Linked DNA regions of Homo sapiens: region 1 is linked to region 2. Evidence: read pairs that join two places in POLR2A ChIA-PET (ENCODE). Cell type or tissue: OCI-LY7. All regions are shown on one strand. Links, peaks and the distances in the headings refer to the core of each region. The heading gives the core; the rest is flanking DNA. Region 1 has its middle 34 kb from the start of MSMB. Region 2 overlaps ANTXRL (ANTXR like).

What was found. Peaks named below come from ENCODE experiments on the same cell type or tissue, not always from the same donor. Only the 100,000 strongest peaks of a DNase experiment are listed, where the experiment ranks them.
Region 1: POLR2A ChIA-PET joins it to region 2 with 11 read pairs; 2 of 35 experiments call an interaction of 5 or more read pairs at or near these places.

What each region holds. Positions count from the first base shown.
Region 1 is chr10:46,078,737-46,081,650 of GRCh38, reverse strand. No RefSeq gene overlaps it. Among named protein-coding and RNA genes, the nearest start is that of MSMB, 34 kb to the right of the region's middle. In OCI-LY7, for the core only: a CTCF peak has its summit at 1,433; a DNase peak (open chromatin) is centred at 1,490; H3K4me3 peaks cover 207 bases; H3K27ac peaks cover 374 bases.
Region 2 is chr10:46,298,545-46,301,458 of GRCh38, reverse strand. All of the region lies in intron 9 of ANTXRL (ANTXR like), which reads right to left. Among named protein-coding and RNA genes, the nearest start is that of ANTXRL, 13 kb to the right of the region's middle. RefSeq lists an enhancer at 926-1,504. In OCI-LY7, for the core only: no CTCF peak of the experiment used is centred there; DNase peaks (open chromatin) are centred at 1,408 and 2,288; H3K4me3 peaks cover 1,567 bases; H3K27ac peaks cover 1,802 bases.

The DNA.
Region 1 (2,914 bases), core at 163-2,662, 220 kb after region 2:
GGAACCAACCCAAATGCCATCAATGATAGACTGGATAAAGAAAATGTGGTACATATACACCATGGAATATTATGCAGCCACAAAAATAAATGAGATCATGTCCTTTGCAGGGACATGGATATAGCTGGAAGCCATCATCCCCAGCAAACTAACACAGGAACAGAAAACCAAACACTGCATATTCTCATTCATAAGTGAGAGCTGAACAATGAGAACACATGGACACAAGGAGAGGAACGACACACACAGGGGCCTGTCGAAGCAGGGGCGAGGAGAGGGAGAGCATCAGGGAAAATGGCTAACGCATGCGAGGCTTAAAACTTAGGTGACAGGTTGATAGATGCACCAAGCCACCATGGCACACGTATACCTCTGTAATGAACCTGCACGTTCTGCACATGTATCTCAGAACTTAAAATAAAAAAATAAAAAACAAATTTGTTATGTTTAAATTTTAGAAATTTGGGAGGGAAAATGCATCTCTGCTAAGAATCTGGAATGCTTTCCTCTTTCTGATGAGAACTGCGTAACTTGGTGGTTTTATGTGGGTTTGTTTTTGTTGCTGTTGCTGTTTGTTTTGTTTTTACTGCTCTGGAAACTAGGAACCTCATGCCCACATTCTGATGCAGTTACAACAGCCCTTTTGCTCCCATGAATTCTTGGGTTTTCTTTCCTTATCTTGATTTGCCACTTCTATTTGATTAGCTTCATTGTATAACCTTTGTTTAAAATATTTTTGGGAAATTAATATAGGAATATATAAAATTAATATATGAAATTAATCATATATGTCTCTTAGCTTTGCCTAATTTGTAGTTGAAGGTGCTGGCCTAACATCTGAAGGATGGCACTAAGAGGATCAGGGTTGGGTGTAGACAACTGCCCAGCCTACACCAGTTCCAGGATAGCCTGTCCTACAGCAGGAAATCAGCAGGGTTGTCTTTCTTTATAAAGGAAACATTCCATTATTAATGTGAACTTCAACATAAGCCAATGATTAAGGAAAGAACCAATATGTACCTGCTGCAATTTAGATCTAAAATATAAACATCCAATGTGTAGGAATAATTTCCTCCTCCTTTCATCGAATCCTGTTTGCCTAATGTATTTCATGGGTAACTTGCCACTCAGATATCCCAGGAAGCCCAAAGGCTAACACTGTGGGCTGACAAGTTGGGATGATACCAGCAGTGGTTACATTCTCACCATCCAGTCGTGTTATAGCTACAGGATCATGAAAGTTTGCTCATGGGAAATGCAAGTTCAAATTATTGTTTCTACTGAGCTGGAATTTATTTTAGAAGTGCCTAGGGTCAGTTCATTCCTTGAATTCCAAGCACTGTTTGTCAATTCCTGGTTCCAAAATTTCTTAAAGTCTGAGATCTGAAAAGGCAACATTTTTGTTCTCTTCTAAGAGGTATATGCCTGTTTGTGTTTTAAACAGGTTTGTCTGTAACTGAAAGTTAACTGACCCCAGTGGCAAAAAGGAGAAGCTGTTAGCTTGCACAAAAACTGTCAACCACAGCTGCAGATAAAACAGGGAGGGCTGAAGGGATATGGGACCGATGCCATTAGTATCTAATGCAATATTTAGTAAAAGATGTTGCCTAAGAGGATGATGCTATGGGGAGCTTGGAAGAACCTAGGTAGAAGACTGTGGAAGACATGGAGTTGCCCGACTCACCCCTTCCTCCATCTTCCCCACCAAGGAGGATGTGAAGCCTAGCTGCAGGGCTTGCAGTCAATGGGTGGCCTCTAGCTTTTGGCTCTTTGGGGGTCCTTGGTCTGTGGGGTGATCTTGGGTCACCCAAGGTTGCTGCCGTCTTGGGGCAGCCTCATCCAGTGACTGGGTGAAGCAGGATACACAGGCCCCAATATTCCAGTCTGAACAGGACACTCTTTTTTTTTGAGACAGAGTCTCGCTCTGCCCCCCAGGCTGGAGTGCAGTGGCGCGATCTTGGCTCACTGCAAGCTCCGCCTCCCGGGTTCACGCCATTCTCCCGCCTCAGCCTCCAGAGCAGCTGGGACTACAGGCGCCCGCCACCACACCTGGCTAATTTTTTGTATTTTTAGTAGAGATGGTGTTTCACCGTGTCAGCCGGGATGGTCTCGATCTCCTGACCTCGTGATCTGCCCGCCTTGGCCTCCCAAAGTGCTGAGATTACAGGCCTGAGCCACCGTGCCCGGCCTGAAGTGGACACTCTTGATGAACACCGTTGCTCCAGGGTGCCCTCCAGGTAGACTGAGGCTGTGCTGGGCCCACAACACAGTTCAGTTTTTTCCTCTGCCCCATCAGTTTTTCCTCCTTCCCTTCCTAGGTGTGGATCTCTAATAAGTATCATGCGCCTCAAACTCCATCTCACTGGTTGCTTTTGGAGAACTCATCCCTTGACAAGTCCACCAGCTAAGGCTCCCTGTCTTTATAGAGAGCACAAGGAGGGGCACCTTTTCCCCATAAAGACCTGCCTGCTGATGGGCTCTTGTTTTCTCTAGGACCCGGCACTTGGCCAAATCATATTCAAAGTTAGCAGGGAACTCCGGTCTTTTAATTATTTCAATCATAGATGATCTTCCTCTGTAGTCATGGGCCAGGCCCCTCAGGGTGTTATCTGCACAAACGTTGAAAAGTTATGCTTCCGGCGGGGTGCAGTGGCTCACGCCTGTAATCCTAGCACTTTGGGAAGCCGAGGCGGGCGGATCACAAGATCAGGAGATTGAGACCATCCTGGCTAACACGGTGAAACCCTGTCTGTACTAAAAATACAAAAAAAAAAAAAAAAAAAAATTAGCCAGGCATGGTGGCACGCGCCTGTAGTCCCAGCTACTTGGAAGGCTGAGGGATGAGAATCGCTTGAACCCGGGAGGTGGAGGTTGCAGTGAGCCGAGATCGCGCCACTGCACTCCAGCCTGGACG
Region 2 (2,914 bases), core at 260-2,759:
TGGCTCTCGTAGTCACCCACTTGATGGATACTATGCTGCCCTTGGAAGAGCCTGGGCCTGGTGGGGGCACTGAGGCTGTGAGAGACAGCAGGAAATGCCAACTTGGTGCCCTGTTCTGAGCAACTAGACATGGGCCCCTCAGGGCAAGCCTGGGGTCCTCTCCCACAGCTAAGGCTGACAGCAGCTGCTTCCAAATCTGATGCTGCCAGGCAACTTCTTCCCCACTCAGGCTTCCAAAAAGCCCTGGCCAGCCAGACACTAGGCTCAGTGTGTGCCCGGGAGGGAGCAACTGGGCCTGTGGCCTGCGCCCCTTGGTCAGCCCAACTTGGCCACTCTAAGCAGGGCTGAGTGCTGCCCCAAAGCTCCATGGACAGGATAATTGCAAATTACATTCTGGGCTGTGTTAGGACTATGTATTGCAAGCAAGCATTTTTTTTTTTTCAAGGTGGATGGATGAAGAGAGAGGGGGGGTGGGAGAGATAAAGGAACATGGCCAAACATTCATTGTAAAATCCCAGTGGTGGATAGAGATGTGTTTGTGTTCATTGTACAATCCTTTCCACTCACCTACAGGTTTGAAAATTTCAACAATAAAAGGGTGGAAGAAAACCAAAGAACTAAATAAGAAAATTATGCTTAGACATAGACAACCAGAAGTCATGATACACCCTGGGTGACAAGTGACTGATGAGAGGGACAGACCAAGCCCTTGGGCTGCAGGGAGTCAGAGGGGCTGGTCATCAGGGAAGGCTTCCAGGATGAGGTGCCCTTTGAACAGGGCTGTGAAGGACAGGTGGGCTCGGCCCTTCAAGGTGAGGCAAGGCTTGCAGAGTGCCTGTGCTCCACCTGGTCCCACCTCTGCACAGGGCGCCCAGAACAGGAAGTGGACCCTGGAGGGCCTGGGGGTTCTGCTAAGAGCCTCAGACTCCTGCCAGGCTGGAGAGGGAGATGCCTGTCAAAACCCTCCAGCCATGTGTGGGGGATGGGCTCAGGATGGGCCTTGAGCGGTGAGGCCACCAGAGGCCTCTCCCAGGCTGGATAGGAGGCCCAGGGCTAAACAGGGGGAGTCTGGGCTGCATGCCTCCCTCCCTGGCCTCCTTCCTGGGCTCCCTGGAGACCTCCTGGCTTCTCAGTGGCAGCCTGCTGAGAGGGCTCATTCTGTTGCATTTGGGTTTCAGGCTCCTGCCTTGCCCTTTCCCTCCTGTGACTGTCACCCTCCATGTGGGGCAGCTTTGCACAACTCAGCCGACAGCTGACAGATCAGGGCTGTGACTGCCGGGCCACGTGAGCAGAGGCAGAAGGCCGAGCTGGTGGGCAGAGGGCACCTGCCACCTCGACTCAGCTGCCTCCAGGGAGGAGTGAAGACTCACATCCTCACCTGGGGTTGACAGGGCTGCTCAGACGCCACAGGCTGTGCGTGTCCAGGGGACATCATCAGAGGAGCACAGCTGTCACACTGGCTGCACGGCTGAGCCGCTTTAAATCAGGAGGAACAGAAAGAGACCCCGAGGGGGAGGAGAGCCCTCTCTACTCCACCCCTGCCCTCAGCTCTGCATGGGGGAGAGGCGGGGTCGGGGACAGAGCCCAGGACCAATCATGGAAGTGTCAGCGTAGCTCCTGTTTCAGGGACCTGCCAGCTCCCAGCCCTGTGCCAGTCCCTGCACAGCCCAGTGCCTTTGGACTCACGAGAGGCCTGACAGCGTCTTTTCTGTTCATGGGAGGCACTTCTGGAGCTCACTGACATTGGACAATTTGCTCCTGGTCGTGTGCCCATGGAGAGCAGAGCTCAGACATATACGGTGTGTCTGTCCCCACAGCCTACCGCCAGGACACCCTGCAGTGAGGAACAGGGAGGCCAGAGCCCAGCTGCTGGATGCCTCGTGGTCTTGCTAAGGGCCTAGTAATGTCCTCTCGTGATGAAGGGAGGACACCCAGGGCTCCCTTCAACTCCAGCAGCCGCAGTTGTGCAACTGCCGGCCATGCAGACCCCCAGCCTACACAGAAAGAGCTCAGGACAGACAGAGGCATCACAGAGGCCCACACAGGACTGTCACAACCCATACTGGGACCCCAGCTGACAAGAGGGCATCCTCGCTACGTCTCAGACAGCATGGACAGGCACTGGGATTGATCCTGTGGGATTGAGGTGAGCTGAGGGTGTTTGTGTGGACGACTTTGTCGGGCTATGGAAGTTTCCTTCTGCTCATAGGGTGCTGTGGGATGTTGACACCCCTACTTCTTGTTCTTCATCCCCTGAGATAACCGCTTGGTTCCTGTTTCCTATTTTGTTGATGTGGTAAATTACACAGACATTTCAGCTCCTGCACCTGCCTGGCCTTCCTGGGAGGAGCCCTGGCTGCTCCTGCCCTGTGGTCTGGGTTAGCTGCTACTCCATGCCATTTGCTGGTGTTTCCCTGAGAGCTTCTCACACATGTCTTTTCTTGCTTTAGAGTTAAACTTACCGTTGTGAGGTTACAACACACTAATTGTACAAAGGTACTCACACCACCACCCCCGCATATTGCCCCCACACCAATAGACACATTCACATCCATGTGGGCCACATGTCCACTCCCACCGACCCATGCACACTGGACCACAAACACACTCAACCCACCCCATACCACACACATCACACCACACACCACACACCCGAAGTACACACACCCACACACCACACACACACATAAATAGCAAACACACATACACCAAAAATACCAAAGACACACCACACATCCCATACACACACCACACACATCAGCAACACACTCCCAACTCCCCATACGACACAAACACACACTGGACACCACATACCTGCACACCAGACACCCTTCCCACACACCAGCAGCCTTCCACACACCAGGCAACCTTCCCACACACTCCCACAAGACCCCCACTCATGCCAGACACACAC